Regions from separate parts of the Homo sapiens genome. Here region 1 is linked to region 2. A link is an interaction called in ENCODE POLR2A ChIA-PET data of the cell type or tissue named here. Cell type or tissue: endothelial cell of umbilical vein. All regions are shown on one strand. Links, peaks and the distances in the headings refer to the core of each region. The heading gives the core; the rest is flanking DNA.

Region 1 (8,339 bases), core at 97-8,096, 160 kb before region 2:
AGCCGTCCTCCCACCTCAGCCTCCCGAGTAGCTGGGACTACAGGCGTGCGCCACCACGCCTGGATAATTTTTGTATTTTTTGTAGAGATGAGGTTTCGCCATGTTGCCCAGGCTGGTCTCGAACTCATGGGACCAAGCGATCTGCCTGTCTTGGCCTCCCAAAGTGCTGGGATTACAGGCGTGAGCCACTGAGCCCAGCCTATTTTTTCTTTTTTCATTGTGATTTTGGTGTTAAGTCTTAAAAACCTAATATAAGATTATACAAAGATTTATATGTATGTTTTCTCCTAAAAGTTTTATAGTTTTGTTGTTAAGTTTTTGATACATTTTAATTAATTTATATATTTTTTTTGAGGTAGGGGTCCAACTTCATTCTTTTGCATGTGGTATCTAGTTGTCCTAGCACCATTTGTCAAAAAGACTATTCTTTCACCATTGTCTTGGCATCACTGTTGAAAATTAGTTAACCATAGTGAGTTTACTTCTGTACTCTCAATTCTACTCCATTGATCTATGTGTCTATCCTTAAACTAGAACCACACAGTCATGATAATTGTAGGTTGGTAATAAGTTTGGAAGTGTGAGTCCTCCAACTTTGTACTTTTCCAAGATTTTCCAAGATTATTTTGGCTATGCTCCATCCCTTGCATTTCCATATGAATTTTAGGATCACCTTGTCAATTTCTACAAAAAAAGCCGGGATTTTTATAAAGAATGTGCTGAATCTCTCTATTAATTTGGGAAGTACAACCATGTAAATAATACTGTCTTTCAATCCATGAACATGAGACTATTTGTCATTAATGTAGGTGTTGTTTCTTTCAATTATGTTTTAAAGTTTTCAGTATATAGGGTTTTCTTAATTTCATTTTCAGATTGTTCATTGTTAGTGTATAGAATACAATTGTTTTTTATATTAATCTTGTATCCTGCAACCTCACTGAACTCATTTATTAGTTCTCAAATAGTTTTTCAGTGGATTCCTTAGAATGTTCTATATAAAAGATTACGTCATATGTGAATGGTGTTATTTTATTTCTTCCTTTGCAATCTACATGCCTTTTTATTTATTGTCCTTGTCCAACGGCCTGCTGTGCCTTGAACTTCCAGTATAATGTTGACTAGAAGTAGTGTAAGCAGACATCTTTGTCTTGTCCCTGGATCTTAGGAAAAAGCATCCTGTCTTTCACCATTAGATATAATGTTAGTTGTGGGTTTTCCATAAGGGACTTTTATCAAGTTGAGGAACTTCCCTTCTATTCCTAGTTTGTTGAGTGTTTTTTTTTGTTTGTTTGTTTTTTTGCCATGAAAGGCTGTTGAATTTTGTCAAATGCTTTTTCTGCATGTATTGAGATAATCATGTGTTTTTCATTTCTTATTCTATCAATATATTACATTAATTGATTTTTGGATGTTAAAGCAACCTTGCACACCTGAGATAAATCCCACTTGGTCAGGATTTATGCAGGTCATGCATCCTTTAACAATGGGGATACATTCTGAACAATGTGTCATTAGGTGATATTGCTGTGCAAACGTCATAGAGTGTATTTACACAAACCTAGATAGTATACCCTAATACATACCTAGGCTATATGGTATAGCCTATTGCTCCTGGGTTACAAACCTGTGCAGCATGTTATCGTACTGGCTACTGTAGACTACTGTAACACAATAGTATTTGTGTATCTAAACATAGAAAAGGTGCAGTAAAAATATGCTATTATAATCTTTTGAAATCACCACCATATATTCAGTCTATCACTGACAAAATGTTGTTATGTAGCACATAACTGTAATTTTTTCTTTTAGAGACATGGTCTTGCTCTGTCACCCAGGCTGGAGTGCAGTGGTGTCATCATTACTCACTGCAGCCTCAAACTCCTGGGCTCAAATGATTCTCCCACCTCAGCCTCCTGAGTTGCCGGGACTACACATGCATACCATCACGCTAATTTTTAAAAATTTTTTGTAGAGATGGGGTCTGCCTATGTTGTCCAGGCTGGTCTCAAACTCCTGGGCACAAGTGATCCTCCTGCCTCAGTCTCCCAAAGTGCTGGGATTATAGGCATGAACCACAGCGCCTGGCCTAATTTTTTAAATACGTTGCTGGATTGGGTTTGCTTGTATTTTGCTGAGGACTTTTGTGTCCATATTCATAAGATATATTGGTCTGCATTTTACTTTCTTTGTGATGACTTTGCCTGGTTTTGGTATTAGTATGATACCGGCCTCACAGAATACGGAAGTATTTTTTGTAGAGACAGTGTTGCACTACATTGTCCAGGCTGGTCTTGAACTCCTGAGCTCAAGCCATCTACCTGCTTCGGCCTCCCAAAGTGGTGGGATTACAGGTGTGAGCCACAGCATCTGGCCCTTTACTGTTTTTTTGGAACTGTTTGTAAATAACTGGTTATTAACTCTTCATTAACTGTTTGGTAAAAATCACCAGTAAATGTATCTGGGCCTGGAGTTTTCTTTGTGGGTAGTTTTTATTACTAATTGAATCTTTTTGCTTTTACAGATCTATTCATATTATCTTCTTGCATCATTACCAGTAGTTGGTGTTTTTCTAGGAATTTATCCATTTCATCAAAGTTATTGAATTTAATGGGAGACAGTTGTTTATAGTATTCTTTATAATCCTTTTTATTTCTAGAAGGTCAGTAGAAATGCCATCCTTTTCATTTCTTTTTTCTTTTAGACAGAGCCTCGCTCTATCACCCAGGGTGGAGTGCAGTGGTGTGATCTCAGCTCACTGCAACCTCCACCTCCCACGTTTTAAGCAATTCTCGTCCTCAGCCTCCTGAGCAGCTCGGATTACAGGCACGTGCCACCATGCTCAGCTAATTTTTTGTATTTTTAGTAGAAATGGGGTTTTGCTATGTTGGCCAGGCTAGTCTTGAACTCCTGGCTTCAAGTGATGCATCCACCTCAGCCTTCCAAAGTGTTGGGGTTGCAGGCATGAGCCACCGTGCCTGGCCCCTTCATTTCTAATTTGAGTAATTATTTTCTGGGTCAATCTAGCTAAGGGTTTGTCAGTTTTTTCAAAGAACCAACTTTTGGTTTTGTTGATTTTTCTCTACTGTTTTCCTATCCTCTATTTCATTTGTTTCTGTTCTAATCGTTATTTCCTTCCTTCTGTTTGCTTTAGGTTTAATTTGCTTTTCTTTTTCCATTATCTTTAAGTGGAAAGTTGTCTTCAAATCTGGTTTTTGTTTTTTTAAACATAGGCATTTACAGCGATAAATTTTCCTCTAAATTTAGCTTTTGCTACTACATCCTGTAAGTTTTGGTATGCTGAATCTTCATTTTCATTCATCTCAAAGTACGCATTTCCCTTTTGATTTAGTCTCTGACCCATTCACTATTTAGGAATGTACTGTCTAACTTCCACATATTTGTGAGTTTCCCAAATTTCTTTCTGTTTTCACTTCTAATTTCATCTAATGTAGCTGGAGAACATACTTTGTACTATTTCTATCCTTTTAAATTTATGAAGGTTTTGTTTTTCTTTTTGTTTTGTTTAGCTTAGCATAAGGTCTATCCTGGAGAATAGTTCACATGCACTTGAGAAGAACATAAATTCTGTTGTTAAATGGAGTATCCTAATAGATGTCTGTTATGTCTCACTGGCATATGGTGGTGCAGGTGTTCAAGTCTTCTATTTTCTTATCTTCTGCCTAATTGTTCTATCCATGATTGAAAGTTGTGTATTTAAGTCTCCAACTACCATTGTTCAATTGTCTATTTCTGTATTCACTTCTGGCAGGTTTTACTTAATGTACTTTGGGGCTCTGTTGTTAAATGCATGTATGTTTATAGCTCTATCTTAATTGATTCACCCTTTTATCATTATAAAATGTCATGCTTTACCTCTCATACCAATGTTTGTCGTAAAGTCCATTTTGTCTGATATTAGTATTGGTACTCCAGCTCTCTTTTCCTCTTCATTTATCTTTTTTTATCCTTTGACTTTCAATCTATTTGTATATTTGAATCTAAGGTATGTCTCCTGAAGACAACATATAGTTGCATCTTGTGTTTTTATTTTTACTCCAATCTTACAATCTCCATCTTTTGACTGGATTATTTAATATATTAACACTTTTTAAATCCATTCATATATAACATTATTACTGATATAGATTTACATCTGCCATTTTTTCCCTTTTTTCTTATCCATCTCATGCCTTTTTTGGCTCTATCCCTCCTTCACTTTTTTTTTTTTTTTTTTTTTTGCATGAAGTGAATATTTGGTAGTACGGTATTTTACTTTAATAATTTTTCACTACTTTTTATTTGCTTTGTGGTTGCTCTAAGCTTACCATGTACATCTTAACTGCAAGAATTTATACTATATTCTAATGAGCCACAGAAACATTACTCCTATATAGCTCTATTCCCTTTATCTCCTTTTTGTGGTATTGCTGTTATACATATCAATAAACATCACAAACTCCATAATGCATTGTTATAAATTATGACCTTCTATAATTTTATGTCTTCCAAAAATGCTAAGAAAGGATAGTAATTATATGTTTATAGCTCTTGTTAATATTTATCTTATCTTTCTGGCTTCCTTCATTAGTTCCTGTTGATTTGAATTATCATCTGGAGTAATTTCCTTATCCCAGTACAACTTTAATACCACCCATGTCCTTTTTGCTGTATGCGAAAACATATTACATTTCTATATGTTATAGGCCCAAATGACATTATATATACACTGTTTTATATGATCACTTTTTAAATCAGTTAAGAGTAGAGAGTAGAAGAAAAATGCATTAATGTATTTTTACGAGTCAGAGTCTTGCTCTACTGCCCAGGCTGGAGGGCAGCCTACCTCACTGCAACCTCAAATTCCTGGGCTCATGGGATCCTCCCACTTTGGCCTCCCAAAGTATTAAGATTACAGGCATGAGCCACCACACCGGGCCTTTACTGTCTTTTTTAATTACTTAATTACATTTACCCTTGTTCTTTGCTTTTTTTCAAATGGATTCAAATTATTTTCTAGGGTCACTTGTTTTCATCCTAAAGAATTTCCATTATTATTATTATTTATTTTTTTTTTTTGAGATGAAGTCTTGCTCTGTTGCCCAGGCTGGAGCACAGTGGCGCGATCTCGGCTCACGGCAATCTCCGCCTCCCGGGTTCAAGCAATTCTCCTGCCTCAGCCTCCTGAGTAGCTGGGATTACAGGCGTGTGGCACCATGCTCAGCTAATTTTTGTATTTTAGGTAGAGACGGGGTTTCACCATGTTGGCCAGGCTGGTCTTGAACTCCTGACCTCGTGATCTGCCCGCCTCAGCCTCCCAAAGTGTTGGGATTACAGGCGTAAGCCACAACATGCAGCCAAGAATTTCCTTTATTATTTCTTATAAGGTGTTTCTGCTAGTAACGAATTCTCTTATCTTTCATTTATCTGTAAATATCTTTACTTTGCCTTCATTTTTTTAAAAGATAACTTTGCTAGATATAAGATTCTTGGTTACTGGTAGTTTTTATTTTCTTTCTTTCAGCAATTTGTATGTCATTCCATTGCCTACTAGTCTCTATTGGTTCTGCTAAGAAGTCAGCTGTTAATCTTATTGAGGTTCACTGTAAGTGATGAGTTTTGGTTTCCTTTTAACTTTTATTTTAGGTTCAGGGACAGGTTTGTTATACAGGTAAACTCATGTAAGTGACAAGTTCTTTTTCTCTTGCTGATTTCAAGACTTTCTCCTTGTCTTTAGTTTTCAGCATTTTACTATGATTCATCTATTTGTGGATCTCGTGTGTATCCCATTTGGAGTTCACTGAGCTTCCTGCAAGAGCAGACTAATGTTCTTCAGTAAATCTGGGAACTTTTCAGCCATTATTTCCTCAAATATTTTTTCTGCTTTTTCTCCCCCTTCTTCTTCGGTATCCTATCACACCTATGTTAGCATGCCCCATTTTTTTGAGGTTCCATTCATTTTTCTTCATTCTTTTTTCTGTTTTTCAGATTAGATAATCTCTATCAATCTATCTTCAAATTGCTAACTCTTCTGCCAGTTCAAATCTATTGTTACGCCCTTCTAGTGAATTTTTCATTTTAGTAATTTTACTTAATTCCAGAATTTCCACTGTGTTTTTTAAAAATAATTTCTCTTTATTGGTATTGTCTATTTGATGCAACATTATCATACCTCCCCCTTTACTCCTTTAATAGTTTCCTTTAGTCTTTGAACATGATTATAATGACTACTTTGAAGCCTCTGTCTGTTAAATCTGACAGCTGATTGCTCTCAGAGGCAGTTTCTGTTACCTACATTCTGTCCCCTCTACCCCATGCCCACAGTGTGTGGGTCATATTTTCTTTCTTTTTTTTTTTTTTTTTTGAGATGGAGTTTTCGCTCTCGTTGCCCAGGCTAGAGTGCAATGGTGCAATCTCAGCTCACTGCCACCTCCGCCTCCTGGGTTCAAGCAATTCCCCTGCCTCAGCCTCTCGTGTAGCTGGGATTACAGGCATGTGCCACCCTGCCCAACTAATTTTTTTTTTTTTTTTTTTTTTTAGTAGAGACGGGATTTCTCCATGTTGGTCAGGCTGGTCGTGAACTCCCAACCCCAGGAGATCCGCCCGCCTTGGCCTCCCAAATGCTGGGATTATAGGTGTGAGCCTCCACACCTGGCCATATTTTCCTGTTTCTTTGCATGTCTTATAATTTACTGGAAATTGGACATTTTAGATAACATATTGTAACAATGTGGGTACTAGCCCACTCTCCCCCTACCACCCCTGACCAACTGGGCTTGTTATTGTTATCTGCTTGTTTACTAACTGACTGGATTATTTTAATGAAATTTGTTACCCTCTTCTCCCACATTTGTATGTGAAGTGTTGTATTCAGTCCAAATTTAAAGAATATTAACAAACTAAAGCATGTCTAGAGGAAGCTTCTAGGATGGGGAGAACTTGAAATGCCATAAATGAAAAGGCTAAGTGAACTGGAGTTTTTTTTTTTTTTTTCTGATGGAGCTCGCTTTGTCACCCAGGCTGGAGTGCAGTGGTACGATCTCAGCTCATTGCAACCTCTGCCTCCTGGATTCAAGCAATTCTCTGCCTCAGTCTCCCGAGTAACTGGGATTACAGGTGCCTGCCACCACACTCAGCTAATTTTTGTATTTTTAGTAGAGACAGGGTTTCACCATCTTGGCCAGGCTGGTCTTGAACTCCTGACCTCGTGATTCAAAAAGGTGCATGTTTGTTGCAGTTTAATTGAAAATTTTGCCCTTTGTCAATATACAATGATAAATGTGTTTGCTTTGTATTCTATAGTTGATATTGTCTTACATTTTTATTTCTTTTTTTATTATACTTTAAGTTCTGAGATACATGTGCAAAACGTGCAGGTTTGTTACATAAGTATACATGTGCCATGGTGGTTTGCCACATCCATCAACCCATCATCTATATTAGGTATTTCTCCTAATGCTATCCCTCCCCTTGCCCCCAACCCCTTGACAGGCCCCCGTGTGTGATGTTCCCCTCCCTGTGTCCATGTGTTCTCATTGGTGAATTGGAGATATTTATATGAAGTAGACTAGTCTAAGAGGATGGAAAGGACACACAGTTGCTGACTTAACTGTTATTCTGGTTCTGCTGAAGGAAGGGAGGAACAGATCACAAAACAAACTAGTAGACATAGGGAAGCTGACTTTAGCTCAATTATATAAGGAAGTTTTTTTTTTTTCCTAAAGCCTTAGGTTGGAATAATTTTCTTAAACAAATAGTCTGACAATGGCATATGCTACCTTATAAAATAATGAGGTGTTCATTTTAAGCAAAAGTTTATATCATTTCACAACTGTTGACGATAGTATTCCTTCTTTGGGATGGGAGGTTTGAGCAGACGATCACTAAAGTATTTACACCTTCCGTGACAGTCAAGAACACTGGCCTTGAATGTAGCCATTTTAACAAAATGCAAAGCACTTTACATGCCTATAAATATGCAGTACAAAGAACCTATTTTTCATTTCTAGAAAAATGTTTACAAAGAAACCTTAAATGTTTTCCTAGCCATATACAAAGATCAAATCAAAATGGATTAGACTTAAATCTAAGACCTCAAACCATGAAGTTACTAAAAGATAACATTGGGGAAACTCTCCAGGACATTGGCCTGGGCAAAGATCTCTTGAGTAATACCCCACAAGTACAGGCAACCAATGCAAAAGTGGACAAATTGCATTATATTGAGTTTAAAAGCTTCTGCTCAGCAAAGGAAACAACAAAGTGAAGAGACAACCCACAGAATGATAGAAAATATTTGCAAACTGAGAAGGGAATGTGAATCCCTATATTCATCTGAC
Region 2 (8,339 bases), core at 195-8,194:
TTATTAACTTTTCTGATTATAAACTAATACATATTCATGTGAAAAACTTGGAATCCACAGAAAAGCATAAGCAAAGAAGCAGAAGTCATCACAACTCCACCTTCCAGAACAATGACTGTTAACATTTTGATGCACTAATTCTTCATACATGTAACTTCAGCCACCCTCAGATTTGGTTTTACATCCTGCTTTTCCCTTACTTATCACACTTGGGCATTTTTCCACATCCTTAGATATTCTTCATAAACATCATAAAATGTTTTCATAATAAACATAATATTCTGGTAAATAAAAATATTCTTTATAAACATTGCAATGGACTGAATATTTCTTCTTCTTCTTCTTCTTTTTTTTTTTTTTTGAGATGGAGTCTTGCTCCATCCCCCAGGCTGGAGTGCAGTGGCGCGATCTCAGCCCACTGCACCCTCTGCCTCCTGGGTTCAAGCGATTCTCCTGCCTCAGCCTTCTGAGTAGCTGGGACTACAGGCGCCCGCTACCATGCTTGGCTAATTTTTGTATTTTTAGTAGAGACGGGGTTTCACCATGTTGGCCAGGCTGGTCTCGAACTCCTGACCTCAGGTGATCCACCCGCCTCAGCCTCCCAAACTGCTGGGATTACAGGTGTGAGCAACTGTGCCCGGCCAGGACTGAGTATTTCTGTCATTCCCCTGAAAATTCATATGTTAAAATCCTAACCCCCAAAGTGGTGGTGTTAGGAGGTGGGGCCCTTGGTACGTAATTAGGTCATGAGGGTGGATCGCTCATGAATAGGATTAGTGCCCTTGAAAAAGGGACCCAAGAGAACTGTCTAGTCTTCTTTCTATCATATGAGAATACAGTGAGAAGTCAAGAGTCTTCTGGAGGAGGGTCCTCACTAGAATTCAACCATGCTGGCACCCTGATTTCGGACTTTTGGTCTGCAGAACTGTGAAAAATACATTTCAATTGTTCTACACCACCAGTCTATGGGATATTTCTTATAGCAGGCCAAACTGAAAAAGATAAATATCACTTTCCATGATATGGACAAGGCCAGATATTATTTAACCATGCCACTATTATTGAGCATTTAACCCATTTCCACATTTTGCTATTGTAAAAAATGTGGTGGGTGTATATCCCTGTACACGAATCCCTGCAGATGCCTTTATACCCTTCAGGTCACAGCCCAGTCCTGTGCACATATCAGCCCTCAGTAAATATTGAGTGAACAAAGAAACCCAACCGGCTTCCAGGAACCTGGGGAGCACTTATCAGATAGATACAGCATTTAAATTTACAAAGACCCAACGCGCTGTCCAGCAATCACTCACCACTGCTCCTGTTGGCATGCTCCCTCCACCTCCTACCCGCTAAGCCAACTCTAGGGCTTAGGGAAAGGAGAAGATAGAAATTGCTTGCTCAGGACTCCCAGGTTCTAGTGCTTTCAGCAAACCTACCTGCTCTTCCGCACCTCCTGGTGAAGGGGACCTGCAGCCCTCCACTGCCTAGCTAACTACCACACATCTTTCAGACTCTGTTCAACCCTACCACCTCAGGAAAGCCATGGCTGACCTCCCTTTAAATCAACGTATGGCTCCGGTTCAGTGAAGGATACTAGTACTTAAGGTCACAGCACTTGCAGTTCTGTCATTATTTGCTCACAGGACTGACTCCTTTGCCCAATCCAGGGCAACACCAGACGGCAGGTACAATGTGTGTTTTGCTCTCCGCCCAAAATCTAACCCAGTGGAGGGCAAAATATCAATCCAAACAATGTGATTGACAAATAAATGTCTGCCGAATGAAATTTCAGATTCTCAAGCCGTTTGTTTTCACAAAAGGGAGGGGAAAGGGAGGAAAGCAGGACCTCCTACTCAGCCCAAGTGCAAAGACCGATGGGGGGCGTTTCAGGAGATAGCTCCCTCCTCCTGGCCCAGAGACCCGCCCAGACCAACTGGCTCCAGGGAACTGATGGCAAACCAGCATTCAACAAACCCAGACGCAATTAAGTGACACTGCCCCACTCCAGCCTGGTTCTCCCCAAGAGGGAGAACACAGACCGAAGAGAACAGGGGGCTTCTTTCCCCACCCACTTCCAACCAGAGAGTACCAGGCCACTCCTCACTGGTGATCCAAAAGGCCAGGGTATTGGGAGATGGAAGTGTTTCAAGCAACTCAACCCACACTTTTCTCCTCCCATTTGCCCAGTGTCCTTGCCACACCCAAATGGAAAAGAACGGGAAAATCTGGGTTGGGGGGAGGGTGCCAGGAACAGGAAGTTCCCTGGAACTTCAGGGGAAAAGGACCAGGATGGTCCTAAAATAAGGGAGCGCATAAGTTATGGAAAAGATGGGGAAGGAGGCCACAATATCTCATCACACACCCACAGCGAAACGAAGGCCAAACCCCAGACCTGGGCCGGCAGGCACACCCATTCCGACCTCTCTCAGGGATGCCTGGAGTCCCCCCCACCAAGTGTAGCAAACTACTCTTGGAGTCCACTCCTTTTCCACTTTTGTAAGATTTTGCAGTTTACACAGCTTCCTCCACTGAGACCTCATCCGACTCTCAGAACCACCCTATGGGGGTAGCTTTGCCTTTCTATATCATGCATGAGGAAACTAGCTCAGATACATTAAATGAACCGCCGCGTCACACAGCTAGAAAGTGGCTGAGGCTCGAGCCCGCCTCAGTTGGGTGTAGGAGCAGCTCCTCCGCCGGGGCGGGCTACGTCGACCCCACCCAGCCCACCGAGCCTGGCCTGTGGGCGGAGGCCCAGGTGGTGGCCCGCAGTTTCCCAGACGCCTGGGGCCGAAGCCAAGAACAAGGTGGCCCTAAACCAAGGTTTCCGGCAGTGCAGGTAGTAAGCACCCCCATCCCACCCCGCACTCACACAGGTGCAGGGCTCGGAGTCTGGAGCGGAGCTCACCCCGCAGCCCGCCGGCGTCCTGCCCGACCGGCTGTGCCCCGACCTGCATCCCCGCAAAGTTGTGGCCGTGGCGTAAGCACCCTGCCAGGGATCTCCCGGCGCCCCACAGCTGCCTCCTGCCCCTGCGTCCGGGAGCGCTTGGCGGCGAGGGCACCGGGACGCCCGCTGTCTCCCGCGTAGCACCCAGTGCCCGCCTGCCTGGCATGCACGCCCTCATCCCGGTGCCCCGGGGCAGCTCCCCGCACGTTCCGCAGAGGGCTGGAGCAGAGAGCGCAGAAGGGCACGCGGGACACACGTGCTGGCCCGGCCCGGATCCCTGCCCCACAGTCTCACCCAGATTGCCAGCAGCAGCCACGCCGGCCCGGCCCGCGCCATCCCAGCAGCGCTGCCCACCGCTGGCTCCTTTCTCCACTCCGGCGCCCGCTCCCGCCCGCCCGCCTGCTAGCTCCACCGCGGCCAACCACCACGGCCACTTCCCAGCCGCTCCCCGCCTCCGAGTTCCCGGTGCCACGTCTGCCAAAGCATGCGCAGCAGCTGGGGAGAGGCGGCCGGGAAGAAGTGCTCGCTGGGAGTTGTAGTCTGCAGCCTGGCTCAGCTGGGGGCTGCGGGTGCGGACTGGGCTCCGAGGCCACGTGGCAGCGAGTGAAGTGCGAAAAGGCAAGGTCAGGGAGTAAGGGAAGGCAATTAATGAGCGGGGGCTTACTCTGTGCCTGGAGCTTCAGAAACAGTATCTCACGCAGCTCACAGAAATTAGGTTTTATTTTCTCCACTTTGAGGATTAGGAGGCAGCGCAGGGAATTTAAGTACGTTGATCCAGATCACACAGCCGGTAAATGGCAGAGTCCAGGGCTGCCTGTGAAGGACAGGAAAAGCCCTCATCCCTGCCTCCCAGACTCCCTCCTGCTTATTCTATTTAACTTCAGTAAAACATTATTGAGCTGTTGGAAAACAATCTGGTGGTTCCTCAAAAAGTTAAACATAGATTACTATATGACCAGCAATTCCACCCTTAGGCTAATACCCAAAAGAATTGAAAACAGGTATTCAGACAAATGCACGTACACCAGTGTTCACAGCAACACTATTTACAATAACCAAAAGGTAGAAACAACTCTAACGTCTGTCAAAGGATGAATGGGTAAACAAAGTGTGATACATCCATCTAATGGAATGTTATTTAGCCATTAAAAGGAATAAAGTGGCCCAGCAGGGCAGCTCATGACTGTAATCCCAACACTTTGGAAAGCTGAGGCAGCAGAATCGTGTAAGACTAGGAGTTTGAAACCAGCCTGGGCAACATAGCAAGACCTCATCTCTGCTAAAAATAAAAATAAAATAAAATAAAATAGCTGGTGTGGTGGCAAGGGACTGTAGTTCCAACTACTTGGGAGGCTAAGGCGGGAGGATTGCTTGAACCTGGGATATGGAGACTGCAGTGAGCCAAGATCATGCCACTGCACCCCAGCCTAGGCCACAGGGTGAGACCCTGTCTCAAAAAAAAAAAAAAAAAAAAAGGTGGGGGGGAGAGAATAAAATGCTAATACATTCTACAATGAATGAATCTCAGAAATGTATGCTAATGAAAGAAGCCAGACACAAAAAGTCACATATGATGTGATTACATCTTATGAAATATTTAGAATAGGTAAATCCACAGAGACAGAAAGCATAGTAGTGGGGGTGGGGAGGAAGGAATGGGGAATGACTGCTTAATGAGTATAGGGACTCCTTTGGGAGTGATAAAACATTTTGGAACTAGATGGAGATGATGGTTCCACAACATTGTGAAGGTACTAAATGCCACTAAACTGTACACTTTAAAATGGTTAATTGATGTTATGTGAATTTTACCTGAGTAAAAATTTTCAAAAGAAAAAAACTCTTTATTGAACCCATTCCCTGTGCTAAAGCAGGGGTCCCCAAACGCTGGGCCTCTGGACAGTCTGTGGCCTGTTAGGAACCAGGAGGCAAGCTGTGGGCCAGCGAGCATTACCACCTGAGCTCTGCCTCCTGTCAGATCAGTGGTGGCATTAGATTCTCATAGGAGTGTGAACTCTATTGTGAACTGCACATTCAAGAAATCTAGGTTGTGGGTGCCTTATGAGAATCTAATGCCTGATGATCCGAGATAGAACAGTTTCATCCCAAAACCATCCCCTGTCCCCCCACCATCTGTGGAAAACTTGTCTTCCACAAAACCGGTCCCTGGTGACAAAAAGGTTGGGCCCTGCTGTGCTAAAGCATTCTTGCATGCAGTCAGTTCATACATTCAAGAATGTTTATTGAACACTTACTATGTCCTGAGGCTCAAGATATCCAGTAGTGAGATGAACAAGAGAACAGCACAGTCAGAGGTTGGTAAGTTATAGCTGAAAGGTCCTTGCCTTCTGTCAGGAGAGTCAAAGCTCAAAACTTAGAAGTTATCCATTACTCGCTTCCTATTCACAACAGGCCCATCCAACCCCTCACCACATCCTGTCAATTTTACCTCCAGAATATATCTCTCCTGCCACCTCCCAAGTCTAAGTGACTATCACCTAGGGAAGGGTAACAGTTTCTGAAAGAGTGTGCCTGCTTCTCCCCCATGCCATCCATATGTTAATGTCAGTTGGATCTTGCTTGCCCCTCCCCTGAAACCCTCCAGTGGTTTCCCATTACCCTTAGAATAAAATCCAAACTCTTCCCAAGACCTGCAAGCCCTGCATGGTCTAGGCCCTCGCCCGCCCGGTAGACCTCATCTCCTGCCTCCCACAACCCCTGTCCACTGGGTCCAGTTACACAGACCATCATTTCCTCACCCCTCCCCTCTCCAGAGCTGCTCCTGCCTCAGGGCTTGTGCTCCTCCCATTCTCTTTGCCTTGGCAATTTCCTTGGCCTTTGTCTGGCTGGCGCCTTTGTATCCTTCAGGGTTCTCCTATCTATCCCCTCTCAGAGATGCCCTTCAGAGCAGCCCATCTACAGGTGAGTTTACCCTCCCCACTGCCAAGCTCCTTTTTCTCTATCTCAACTTCTGCTTAGGTTCTGTTGCTTCTTTGCCCAGCACCTACCAAAACCCACAAGACTTACTGAGTCCTTGTGTTCATTGTCTCTTGCTCCAACCTGAATGTCAGTTTCCTGTCCCTCTGTTCATCACCTTGCTTCCAGGACCTAGCACAGGACGGAGCCACAGATGGTTCTCACTGTTCTTTTTGATGAATGACTGAATGATTGAGCTAAGTAATGTGTTGGGAAGTGTCAGAAATTCCTAAAGCAGTTTGGGGACAGGGCTTCCTTGGCATGCTCTGCTCTGCAACCTCGAACTTATGACCTGCACATGGGAAAGTGAGATTTGCACCCCTCTCTGTGGGTCTCTGTTTCTCATCTGTCAAATGAAGCAGTTGGTGAGGATGCAGAGCTACTGGAACACTCACGCATTGCTGTGGGAGTGTAAATTGGCTCACCTACTTTGGACAACTGTACATGTACAAAATCTGAGCCAAAATGTTCATGGCAGCTTTATTCACAGAAGCTGTTATGGACTTGTGTCCCCCCCAAATTCATATGTTGAAGTCCTAACTAACCCTTACTACATCAGAATATGACCGTACTTAGAGCCTTTGAAGAGGTAATTAAGGTTAAATGAGGTCATTGTGGTGGACCCTAATCCCATATGGCTGGTATCCTTACAAAAAGAGGACAGTAGGACACATATACAGAGGAAAGACCATGTGAGGACACAGAGAGAAGACAGAATGGCCAGTGACACGCCAAGGAGAGAGGCCCTCAGAAGAAATCAACCCTGCCAAAAGCTTGATCGTGGATTTCTAGCTTTCAGAATAATAATAATAATAAAAAACAACCTCTGTCATTTAAGCCACCCAGCCTATGGTGGTCTGTTACGGCAGCCCTAACAAACTGATACAGTAGCCCAAACTGGAAACAACCCAACTGTCAGAACAGGAGAGTAGATAAATTAGCGATAGCATATTCTGCAAAAAAGAGAGACAGAGAGAGAGAGAGAGAGAACAAACTCCTGATAATATGCAACAACGTGGATGAATCTCAAAACCCTGATGTTGAGCAAAAGTAGCCAGACACAAAATAATATGTACTGTATGATTCCATTTATCTGAAGTTCAAGAACAGGCAAGTACAATCTGCCTGTTCGATAAAAGAAAACAAGTGGATGAGGAATAGAGACGGACTGTGGGGAAAGCATGAGCAAACCTTCCAGGTACTGGAAATGCTCTGCATCTTGCTTTTTTGTTTCTCTGTTTTGAGACAGGCTCACTCTGCCACCCAGGCTGGAGTGCAGTGATGCAATCTCACTCACTGTAACCTCCATCTCCTAGACTCAAGTCATCCTTCCACCTCAGCCGTCCGAGTAGCTGGGACCTCAGGCTCACACCACCACACCGGGCTAATTGTGTATTTTTAGTAGAGACGGGGTTTTGCTATGTTGCCCAGGCTGGTCTTGAACTCCTGGGCTCAACTGATCTGCCTGCCTTGGCCTCCCAAAGTGCTGGGATTACAGATATGAGCTACCATGCCCAGCCTGTATCTTGATTCAATGATAGTTACATGACATTTAAGATGTGTTGAAATTAATTTATTATTCCAGCTGAATTGATTTATTTTCTAAACTAGATACTAAGATTTTACGCTTTATATACACTATCTCTCAGTCTTTTTCTTAAGTCTGAACATTGAAGGGTGGTGTGAATCAGCTAATCTTCAGGATTCCTTGTAGCTCTTGTATCTTCGAAGTTCAAGACTGGCTAAAAGTTCCTGGGTCCAGGGAGGGCTGAACTCTGCAGAAATGTAACTGCCAAAAGGGGCAAGAGTTGAAGGGAGGAAGGCAGGAAGGAAGCTATGCACCTGAGAGCCAGGGAAACAGAGGGCAAGGGACCGAGGGGGGCAAATAAAAATTTCCAAGAAAACAAGCCATTTCATTCTGCAATTGAAACAAGCTAAAATGCGATTCGTAGCCCTTCTGGGAATGCTTACCAATTCTAAGCTTCACTCTCCTTGAAATATTAGGAGAATAGCACAGGGCAAGCACTGTCCCTCCTCCATTAGAGCCCTCAATGGGCACCATCCATTTTCCAGCAGCAGCCCCGCGGGGCCAGGCCAGAGACACTTCTTGTCCTGCAGTTTATTGCGAATTGTGACACCACCTTATATTTGTGTAGCCAGTTCCCCTCCATCATCTCGGCTGGGATGAGGACTAGCACAATGACCATTTTCTGCATTCAGGCAAGATAAGAATCGGCCCAGAAAGAAAAGGAGGAATGTTGAACCAAAGAAGCCAGACACAGAAGAGTACATTCTGTAGGATTCGTTTATATGAGAAACATGAGGCAAAGGTTGTCTATTTTGTTAGAAGTCAAAATAGTGGTTACTCCAGGGGGAAGGATGTCAGTAGTCACTGGAAGGGGGCCTCTTGAGG

Evidence for each region. ChIA-PET counts read pairs that join two places held together with the same protein. Peaks named below come from ENCODE experiments on the same cell type or tissue, not always from the same donor. Only the 100,000 strongest peaks of a DNase experiment are listed, where the experiment ranks them.
Region 1: POLR2A ChIA-PET joins it to region 2 with 10 read pairs; 4 of 35 experiments call an interaction of 5 or more read pairs at or near these places.

What each region holds. Positions count from the first base shown.
Region 1 is chr3:123,226,602-123,234,940 of GRCh38, reverse strand. All of the region lies in intron 4 of SEC22A (SEC22 homolog A, vesicle trafficking protein), which reads right to left. Among named protein-coding and RNA genes, the nearest start is that of SEC22A, 29 kb to the right of the region's middle. RefSeq lists a silencer at 5,582-5,782. In endothelial cell of umbilical vein, for the core only: no CTCF peak of the experiment used is centred there; a DNase peak (open chromatin) is centred at 3,350; H3K27ac peaks cover 513 bases.
Region 2 is chr3:123,062,112-123,070,450 of GRCh38, reverse strand. PDIA5 (protein disulfide isomerase family A member 5) reads right to left here and starts at 3,426. Exons shown (of 17, transcript NM_006810.4): 1 at 3,245-3,426. The coding sequence starts at 3,286. RefSeq lists a silencer at 3,132-3,371. In endothelial cell of umbilical vein, for the core only: no CTCF peak of the experiment used is centred there; a DNase peak (open chromatin) is centred at 3,420; H3K4me3 peaks cover 2,059 bases; H3K27ac peaks cover 1,286 bases; H3K27me3 peaks cover 348 bases.